Regions from separate parts of the Homo sapiens genome. Here region 2 is linked to region 1. The links are chromatin loops, found by intact Hi-C in ENCODE. Cell type or tissue: Calu3. All regions are shown on one strand. Links, peaks and the distances in the headings refer to the core of each region. The heading gives the core; the rest is flanking DNA.

Evidence for each region. A loop is a pair of places that touch in the nucleus more often than their neighbours do. Peaks named below come from ENCODE experiments on the same cell type or tissue, not always from the same donor. Only the 100,000 strongest peaks of a DNase experiment are listed, where the experiment ranks them.
Region 2: it touches region 1 in a loop (16-fold over the local background); 100 of 110 quality-filtered maps call a loop at or near these places.

What each region holds. Positions count from the first base shown.
Region 1 is chr2:207,472,319-207,477,703 of GRCh38, reverse strand. No RefSeq gene overlaps it. Among named protein-coding and RNA genes, the nearest start is that of CREB1, 55 kb to the left of the region's middle. In Calu3, for the core only: CTCF peaks have their summits at 2,623 (motif pointing right) and 4,328; a DNase peak (open chromatin) is centred at 2,633.
Region 2 is chr2:206,797,734-206,803,118 of GRCh38, reverse strand. No RefSeq gene overlaps it. Among named protein-coding and RNA genes, the nearest start is that of MIR3130-1, 17 kb to the right of the region's middle. In Calu3, for the core only: a CTCF peak has its summit at 2,448 (motif pointing left); a DNase peak (open chromatin) is centred at 2,418.

The DNA.
Region 1 (5,385 bases), core at 259-5,258:
AATTAGCTGGGTGTGGTGGTACGCATCTGTAATCCCAGCTACTGGGGAGGATGAGGCAGGAGAATTGCTTGAACCTGAGAGGTGGAGGTTGCAGTGAGCTGAGATTGTGCCATTGCACTCCAGCCTGGGTGACAGAGCCAGACATTGTCTCCAGAAAAAAAAAAAAAGAAAATAAAATTGTAAAGAGTTTTATTTCCTTTCTCCCAACCTCTATCTTTTAAAAAGTTATTATTTGTTATATAAGATATGATTATATAGCAATAGCTTCCTTTTTCATAAGGTCCCCTTTGAATAACTCTTTCATATTTACTGTATATCAAATGCTGCATCGTCTGATGCTATCTTGGTCTTTCTAGCATACATTTCTTTTGTAGACTCTGAATACTTAACACATGTCTTCTGATTTATGGTTATTTTAAAAAATCTTGGTGAGGTAGGAGGAACAAGTATCATTGTCTCTTATTTATGGAGTATTAAAAGGTAAAGAGGGTTTAAATGGATTACTTAATGCCACAGACTTTATCCAGGAAAAAGCTTTGAGTAAGATCCCAGGTTTTCTGCTTCCTAATTCAATGTGCTTTCCGTTAGCCTGTTTTAATCATTTTAAATGTAGATTTATATAAAAACTTCCTTTACAAAAACTTCAGGTGCTTTAGAGATAACCTGTAATTCAAATAATGCCTAAAACCCTTGCGGGATGTTGTAACGATGACAGGATAAAGTGGAAGAAAAGTGTATGGGAAATGAAAAGGAATACGTCAGAATTAGTGCTCATAAACTTTGTCCCCTGCCCAAGTGCTATTTAAATTTCCTGAGCTTTGTGGATGTTAAAGAATAAATATGTGCCTCACAATTCTCAGAGACAGAACCAAAAAGGATGTAACTTAAAGGTCTACAGAGTGCAGGCAACTAGTGAAAACCGGTGAGATGAGCTGGGTTCATGTCAGGGAGGGGTAGGGATAATGGCAAACAATAGTGATGTGCTCTCTGTAAAGGGGCAGTCACTCATCAGTTCCAGTGGAAGGATTGGCCCAGTCACGCCAAGTCCTCTGACTTTACTGAGAAACCCAAAATTGGATTTTTATGTAAAATATTTTGATTAAAAGAACAAACAATGCAGGCCACATTAGTATGTCTGCAAGTGACTTATGCCCCACAGGCCTCAGTCCACTCTTGGCATATTTTTGACTTTTAACTATTTTCAGATTTAGAGCTCCACTAAGAATAACAGTTGATCTGTTAGGTGGAAAGGTTCCTTTCACTTGCAAATATTCCTGAAGATGGGTCTTGAAGGTAGCTTGATTCCTTTCTTTCTTTTCTTTCTTTTTCTTTCCTTTTCTTTCTTTCTTTCTTTCTTTATTTCTTTCTTTCTTTCTTTCTTTCTCTCTCTCTCTTTCTTTCTTTCTTTCTTTCCTTCTTTCCTTCTTTCTTTCTTTCTTTCTTTCTTTCTTTCTTTCTTTCTTTCTTTCTTTCTCTTTCTTTCTCTCTTTCTTTCTTTCTCTCTCTCTCTCTGTCTCTCTCTCTCTCTCTCTCTATCTTTCTTTCGAGACAGAGTCTTGCTCTGTCGCCCAGGCTGCAGTGCAGTGGCATGATTTCGGCTCACTGCAACCTCCACCCACCGGGTTCAAACACTTCTCCTGCCTCAGCCTCCCCAGTAGCTGGGATTACAGGCATGCGCCACCATACCCGGCTAATTTTTGTATTTTTGGTAGAGATGGGGTTTTACCATGTTGGCCAGGCTGGTCTCGAACTCCTGACGTCAGATGATCCACCGGCCTTGGCCTCCCAAAGTGCTAGGATTACAGGCATGAGCCACCACGCCCAGCCAATTCCTCTCTTTTTACAAAAGTACTCCCCAACCTTATTTCTTTAAAAGGCATTTCCTTTGCTTAGGACTGCTGTCTACCCACTGTTCACATCACAGCTCCTGTGTAGGTGTGTCCTCTCACAGCACGGGGGCTCATGACACAGGCATGCAGGCAGCAGGCTTCTGTTCAGTGGTTCAGGAGTTGTCACTCAGGTCCAAGAAAACTGCTTTGCAGCATCTACCCTTGGCATGGTAACTCTTATTGATAGCCTCCTCTTGGTCTGTCATTTCTCTGTAATTCCTGCCCTGCAGGAAACCAGAAAGTGATTTTCTATGCACAACCATGAACCATGTTTTTACCTAAAAATATATTTATGAACTGATCTCTTGTTTCCTCCAAATATTAAACCCTTTTCCTTAGAATGGAAGAGGACAGTCATTTCTATAAGATCATGTTCAGATTAGAGACGCAAACATTTTCTGTCCTAGAGTTCTTCGAAGTTTACTGTCATGAGAAAACATTTCTTCCCTGAGGAATTGAATTCTGAAAGTTCAGGAGCCCAGTAGCATCATAATTTTTTTCCATTCATTTCTTCCAGTGCCCTATAAAACAATCGCAAAAATAATACAAACTCGATCCCAAATTAGATATAAAATATGCAAAGGTGTTGTGCTATGTAAGTAATGTACTTATTATCACATATGCGATGCAAATGGATGCAACATTCTACAGAATACTTCGGGAAAATAGAGAACGTAAAAATGTTCTGATTTTAATCACAAAATAATTCTATTCAGAAGTTAGCCACGAGAGGGCAGCATTGTCTACACAAACACAGAATGGCGACTGCATTTGAACCTCAGACATTTTCGTGAGGCTGTTTCACCATTTGGTTTCAATCACAGGGAATGATCATAGAAACAGCATCATTGATGCTTAAATTCACAGTTTTTAAAATAAAAACTCTAATCTCTTCGTCTGCGCAACCATTAGGACAAGGCTAAATATCGTGGAACAATGACACATATTTTTCTTATATTTCTCTGTCTTTTCCAGCATGTCTTCTTTACGCTCTACGCTCCGTTTCTGTAGTTTACTTACTTTGAAAAAAAAAAAAATCACCCGACTATTATTATGATTCTGGCCACATGAATCCCAGTGAGCATCAATTTCTTTGTCTACGGAACTTTTTTTTTCCCCTGGAGTCTTGCTCTGTCGCCCAGGCTGCAGTGCAGTGGTGCGATCTTGGCTCACTGCAACCTCCGCCTCCCGGGTTCAGGTGATTCTCCTGCCTCAGCCTCCTGAGTAGCTGGGATTACAGGCGCCCGCCACCATGCCCAACTAATTTTTGTATTTTTAGTAGAGACGAGGTTTCACCATGTTGGCCAGGATGGTCTCGATCTCTTGGCCTCGTGATCCACCTGCCTCGGCCTCCCGAAGTGCTGGGATTATAGGCGTGAGCCACCGCGCCCGGCCATCTACAGAACTGGTAAGCAGTCTAGGGTAGTAAATAGAAACAGGGCCCCAGCTGTGGGCAGGGGCTGCTTCTGCCACTTCGAGATTTGCTTTTCCCCATAGATGAACTGAAGGTAATAACAGCATCTGCCTCTCACTGTGCTGTTGTGAGGATGCACTTTATAATGGATTTCATAAGGTGCCTGGCACATAGAAAGTGCTCAGTAAACATTGCGGTAACAGTGGTGGACTCTTTTTTTTTTTAATTGAATGAGTTGTCAACATTTAAAAATCTGGAGAGCTCACATAAAAATCCTCACTGATCAGTTTTGTCCACATATATTACTTGCCCGGCTTCTGTGGGCACGCGGGTTGTGGTCCTTCGTGAGCCCTTCCATCTCCCACCATCTGTTTATTGCCTTTAGATGATGATAAAAAAAAACTGCACCATGGCCAGCAAGAACAGCTGTAGGAAGGAAGACTTCAGATTTTTTCTCCAAGTTGCAGAAGATGATTGTGCTCAGTCCTAACAACTCTCTGTAGATTCTTTTATCTGAGCAATCCAAAGCCCTTAGCGCTGCAGTTTAATCTAATTTGTTTCTTTTGTCAGATTTCATTTTGAGGCTGAAGCCTTTGAGAGACTAGCAGAGAGCATTTCCTATGGGAAATTTGGTTTCATTCATTCCTAGGTGGCAGGTTGGGGGGTCAGGATTGTCAAACTGGGGAGGACATCTGATGCCTGATGGTAAAACAAAAAGCCACCAGGGACAGGCTTAGGACAGTTCCACTGTGACATCCTTTTTCCTTTTTTCCCCTTCACTTCCTCAGCCCCCCTACCCCATGTGTTAAATGGGTTTTCTTATTTTTAATCTTAAAGAAAAAGAATTTGTGTTTATAAAATAAGATTTAAAAGGTTATTTCCTCCTCACAGTGGGAATCCAGGGAGATAGCTTGGCAGCCCCCAGGAGCTCAGGGAGGAACTCAGCAATCCTCTCATCTGTCTTACAGAACCGTGCTAAGTTACCAAAGGAAACCACCACTCATTTATCTAAACCCTTTGCAGTTAAATGCTCAGAGACGAATGCGCTTGTTGCAACTGCTCTCAGGGTGGCAGCAGACACTCAGAATGGTGTTTCGATTTAACTTATTGCATTTCAGCTAATTGAAAAGCAGAGCACATCGAAGGGCCTCTGTGAGAACACTTTTCAGACTATAAATCGGGGCTGGAGGAGATGTTTAATTAAATCAGTCCTGAGGTCACAGGAAGGAAAAGCAAACCTCTCCCTCCCAGACTTGACCTGGTTCACGTAGCATGGCAGCTGGAGAACTTGGAAATGTGTTAGTAGGACTAATGTAAATATACCAGATTAAAGCACTTCCCCGCCAGACTACGAAGCAAGAAATCGGATCTAGAGACAGACAATGGCTCTGACCTTCCAGTTTAATTCTGTATGCAAGAAACACACAGATGAAGATGGCCGGAGAGGCCGAATTGCTACGTTTCAGATTGCAGTGCGAGGACAGACTTTCTTAAAAGAGCTTATTTCCAAAGAATTCTGTTATTTGCGAGCAGGGACTTGGGAAGCCTTGAGTCAGTCCTGGGTCAGAACTGAGTGTTTGAAGGGGTGAATCATTAACTAAAACCCAACAGTTCATGAAGGAGGAAACCTAGTTAGAATTTGGGATCCTAGACAGGACACTAGCCAGGTGTCATCTGCAACAAAGGAAAGCGTGGCCAACCCAGCGTGGCCCACACAGGAAGGCTCCACACAAACCTATTGGTCTCACTTTTCTTGCTGAATTCTCTCTCAGGTTCATGGGCTTGTATGATGAATGTTCATGCAACATCTCTCAACAGCCTTCTCTCCCCATCCTTCCCAAATTTAAAGATAGGATCACGTGACAGAAAGAAAAAGAGCAGAATGTAAATGTGAAATCATAGCATTTGAAGGTGTGATCTTGGTTTTTAGCTAGAAGACGAGGAAGCTGAAGAAGTAACTAATTCAGGCCGGGCATGGTGGCTCATGCCTGTAATCTCAGCACTTTGGGAGGCTGAAGTAAGCAGATCTCTTGAGCCCATGAGTTAGAGACCAGCCTGGGCAACATGGTGAAACCCTGTCTC
Region 2 (5,385 bases), core at 189-5,188, 670 kb after region 1:
TGACCTGACCCCCACAAGGCACTCTCAGGCTGACTGTGAAGACCCCATACAGCCTCTTTTTGCTGAGATTTCTGAGCTTTGGCAGGACGTCCTCTAGGACAGGTGCCTTTCAGGATGACTCAAGCCTGCTAGTTTCTTCAGCATTCGTTTAATCCACAGGAAATATTATGCATCCATGCCATCCCTTCTCCCCTGCAAAACTTGGAAGCCAAAAGCCTTCTTACAGCCACCTGTTTTTGCTCTGCCATCAGCAGCAGCTCCAGGCAGCCTTCTGCCTTTGGGCTTTTCCAGGCAAGAGTCAGGCTTCTATCTCCAGTCACCTTCCCACACCTCCTACTCTCACCTCGCACTCCCACCCCCGACCAATGTTTGAAGGGTCTACATCAAGCTCTCAAAGGAACTTGGAGTCCAGGCTTCTGGGTGTCACTTCATGAGTTGTGCCTCTACCCCACTGAGTGAACAAATCTAAGCCACCGAACATACCCTGTGGGATTGGGGTTATGCCCCCACCCTTCCTCTCCATACACTGGGCCCCATGCATGGCAGGTGGCTCTGTTAAAGATTACTGACCATTTTTCTCTTGAGACTATTGTAGCTTTTACAGCGCTAAAAATTTTAAGCATAACACCCTTCTCTACCATCATCTTAGGCAATTTACAGAGATAAATTTATGATTTTGCATCTATAGCACATGAAGTATGGATTTTTAAAGATTCATTAGAATATATAATTCTCACATAAAAACATTTATACTCATAAACAGTATTTCCATAAAGATGATCTCATTAGATATAAAGTTTATCTCTGGTGAATTAAAGTTAATCCTGAAAATCTTGTCAACCACACATAATATATGGTACCTAATGTATCTGATACATTCTGAAACAGATAAGTGGATGAAATATTTTTAAAGCACCACATCTAGTAAGGCAGCAGAGAATTAGAAACGGATTTTATTTCTTGTTCTTCAATATAGTAATTGGTGACCTTGAGAAATGCCATTTAACCTTTTCATGTCTCAATTTTCTCATCTATAAATAGATATAATCATCACAAAGACCCGCTGTGAGCAATAGATGAGATAATCTTGAGAGCTCTAAAGCTCTACATATAACAGAAAGGCATTATTGGGATTAGGGCAGAGGATCTGCAGCTCTGCTGTTGCCTTGAACAATTTCCATGATTCTGTGACTCACTTTTACTACCTGCAAAATAGACACCGGAAGGCGTCTCTCCAGTTTTCCTTAGAAGGCAGAGTCTGTATAAGAGAAAAAAGCTGATTTCAGGGTCCAGCAGATTTAATTAGCTGCACAACCATGGGCCAACTCTCGAGTGTTAGAGAGGATAATGATGACTACCTCACAGGGTTGTGAGAATCAAATGTCTTAAAGGAGAACAGTGCTTAGTAAATAGCTAACAGTGCTCAGCCTGTACAATTGTTAGAATCAATATTGGGTTTCCACTGAAAATTACCATGGGGTTACCTTGCCGTTTACTGCCTAGGTCCAGTCATTTCTGAATAAGATTAGTTGCTATGGTTACCTTCCCAAAACACCACAGTTGAAAACGTGTTGGAGATGGGAATCGATGGTAGGAGGCTTTAGCGGAGGACACAAAGCAACTTCAGCCACTGAGACATTTTAATACATGTAAACTCCTTCCCTTGGAAACCTAAGTCACATTTTGCCAAAATGGAAATGAACTCAGGAAGTGGACTTTCAGAAGTTCTGCATTTGGCCAGCCTCCTTCCCCCATCACCAGGCCCTCAAGGACAGGTGCGTTCTGGCCCTGAACCAGCTCCAGAGCATCTCAGTTTCTTACCCCAGGATCTGGCAGTTGGAAAGATGTTGGTTGCCAGGCAGAATTCATCAGATTCACTTCCCAGATGCTATCGCTTCTGATGCCGAAAGAAAAATAGGTTGCCCAGCAATTGAGGTTGGAAAGGACAGGTGTAGCTGAGAAATGCACAGTGTTGCACAGAAAACAATAATGGGTTATTTTTGTTAAAATTCATTAGCATGCATATTTGTATATTCCAGGGGTCCTCACATCCCGCAAACATACTTAGTCTCTGGAGGGGCTAGCACTAACATCCCCGGTTAAAGTGTCCCCCACAGGAGTGTTATAAATGGTATTTGATCTGTCAGAATCAGTCACAGCTCCAACAGCTCTCAGCAAATGAATACAAGTTGGTCTGACCCTGCTTCCTGTTTCCAACTAAAGCAAACCGAAGACCTGAAGAGGCCTCACAGGCAAGAGTATTTTGCACCCGCTCCTAGTGAAAAGACTCTTTTCTGCCTGGTCTTTTTTCCCAGACATCCCAAGGAGCTGTCCTGCTCTTATTTGAAATTCAAACCAGAAGGAAGTCACCTCCGCAAATGCCAAGTGTCCAGCCTCCACTTCCATGATGATTCAGCACCACCTAGGGGCCATTGTCATTCATTTCTTGCCAGGCTCATTTCTTGCCATATTCATTTATTGCCACAATAGAATTCCTTTTTAAGTATTGCAGCTGCACCCGCCACCGCCCCCTCGCCACTGCCATCCACATAAGAAAAGTACAGAAGCTTCTCTACACACATTTTTCAAGACTCGGTTCCAGATCTACTTCAGCTGGAAACTCTGGTCCACTAGCTTAGCACACAAGGATCACTGCTGAGGAGTGTGGTTCACATTTACAATACACCACGGGGACTTCGCTTTATTATTATAAGAACTGCTATAAGCATCTACTACATGACAAGGCATATATAGTTATTTCTAATGTATACAATAGTCCTTCAAATTGGGTAGTAATCCATTTTACAGATGAAGAAACTAAGGCTCTGAGAAGTTAAGCAATTTATCCAGATCCCAAACCAGGGTTGACTTACTCTTTTCACTGTAAAACGCTGTCTCTCTAATCTTACTGTGCGTAGAGCCAACATGGCAGTGAGGGTGCTCATTTTAATGATTCTAAAGCAGAACATTCAAATAAATCTTGTCCTTCAAAGAAGTCACTTTGAAGCCTATTCTGTCATGCCAATAGCTAATGCTCATAACAATTGAGTCTCTGCTATAGGAACTGCCTTCAGAGCTATTTGTGAGCTGCACGACCTAATCTCATTACCTTAAAGTATGTTATATGTTTGAAAAAAATATGGTAGATACCATTGGAGGACTGAAGGATGTGCCATCCCAAAATTTGTATGTTGATTATTTCTAATGGAAAACAATGGAGAAATTCTAGTTTCAGAAAGGAAGAGCTGATCTATATCTTCCTGTATGGAGCAAGGGATAAAGAATCCTCTGGGACGGATACTCTTCGAAGGCCCTGAGATTTATCCATACCAGGATGAGAAAATAGCCCTTATCACCAGAGACTTGGAGGCTGCAAGGAACCCGAATAAACAAACTTACGAACAAAATAACCTTTATCTTCCACTTGCTTTACACCCCCTCATATATCTCCTGTGACTCCCCTAGAAAATTTTACTGTCCTAGCCAGATTTTCTTTCTCCTGTTGTTTCTTCTCAAATTTATCATTCTTTGTCTAAAAAGTATAAGAATATCTTACTTTGGCCTCTTGTTCAGACTTCACTTTCTTGTGAAGATCCCCAAGTACATGTAAAACTAGTAAAATTTATACATTTTTCTCTTGTTAATCTGCCTGCTGTCAATTTAGCTTCTACATCCAGCTGACCAGCCCACTAAGAGCTAACAGAAGGGTTGAAGTTGATCTCTGGTTCCCCGGTACCATGCTGTTCAAGCAGTGTAATCTCCCAGGTCCCTCCTCAGTAAATTTCGATTCAGTATCACTGGGACAGGCCCAACAGTTTGTGGTTTTGTCAAGTACATGTGACTGTAATCACCAGGAAAGCTTGAGTAACACTGGTGCGATGATACAAGCATGAGCTCTGGGGTCAGAAGGACTTGGGTGCAGATCTGGCTCTGCCTTTTTTCTAGTTGTGCACCCCTAGGAAAGGCAATTAAGGCCTTGAGTATCAGTTTATTCATCTATAAAATGAATATTAGTAATCATTAATAACCACCAAACAGGGGTGTGAAGACTGAATGATATAATGGGTGTGAAATGCTAGCACAGTGCCTGGCACATAGTAGGCACTTAATACATGGTCATTACTATTGTTAACTTAATCACCCACTCAGCTTAATGAATTTGCCCTATGTGACTTTTTGTTATTTCTAAAAATTAAATCCACAGTGAAAGGATATGAGGATACATAAAATACACTATCATAACGTATATTATACTTCATTAAAAAGTAAACAACTAAAGATCCTTAGGAAAAGTGATAGATGATAGATAGCCAGATAGGTAAATTTTAGGATAGGAAAATGTTCTAGAAATGAAAAACCAAACATTTAAAACAGTTTAACACTCAGGAGAATAACAAGTTTCTAGAAATACACACACACACACACACACACACACACACACACACACACACACACACACTGATACAAAAGGTAGAAACAATCCAAGGGCCCATCTGCAGATAAACAAAATGTGGTATATACATACAATAGAATATAATTCCATCTTTTTAAAAGGAAGGAAATTCTTTTTTTTTTCTTTGAGACAGGGTATCATTCTTTCCCCAGGCTGGAGTGCAGGGGCATGATCATGGCTCACTGCAGGCTCAATCTCCTGGGCTCAAGCCTTTTTAATTTTCTTGTAGAGATGGGGGTCTTGCAATGTTACCCAGGCTGGTCTTCAACTCTCAGCCTCTCCATCTTAGCCTCCCAAAGTGCCCGGGCGAAAGAAATACTGCCACATGCCATGACACGGATGAGCCAGAAAACACTACGCTAAGTGAAAGAAGCCAGTCAGTAAAGAATAATACTGAGCAATTCCACTCTATAAGGTGTCTAGAGTAGTAAAATTCATAGAGACAGAAAGTAAATGGTGGTTGCCAGGCACTGGGGGAAAGGGGAAATGGGAGTTACTGTTTAATGTGTCAGTATTTCCGTTTTGCAAGTTGAAAAGATTCTGGAGCTGGAGGGTAGTGATTGTTATATAACAATGTGAATGTACTCACTGCCACTGAACTGTACATTTAAAAATGGTTAAGATGGTAAATATTATGTTGTGTATTTTATCACAATTTTAAAAAAAATTAAGAAAATCAAGATGATATCAAATCACAGTTAAATATGAGTTTCAGAAATAGCTTGTTCGGTTTGTGTTGCTACAAAGAGCCCCATGTGAGTGAAATACTTCTAAGTGTACAGATTACATCCTTTGGAAAAATGAGCAAGTAAATTCACAAGTAATTTTGCATCTGTATTCTCAAACAATGTGACCGCACTGCCTTAGTTGCCTGTTTTTCTTTCAAACTATTCATTTACAAGATCACTCAAGAAATGTTACTCAGCTAAGTG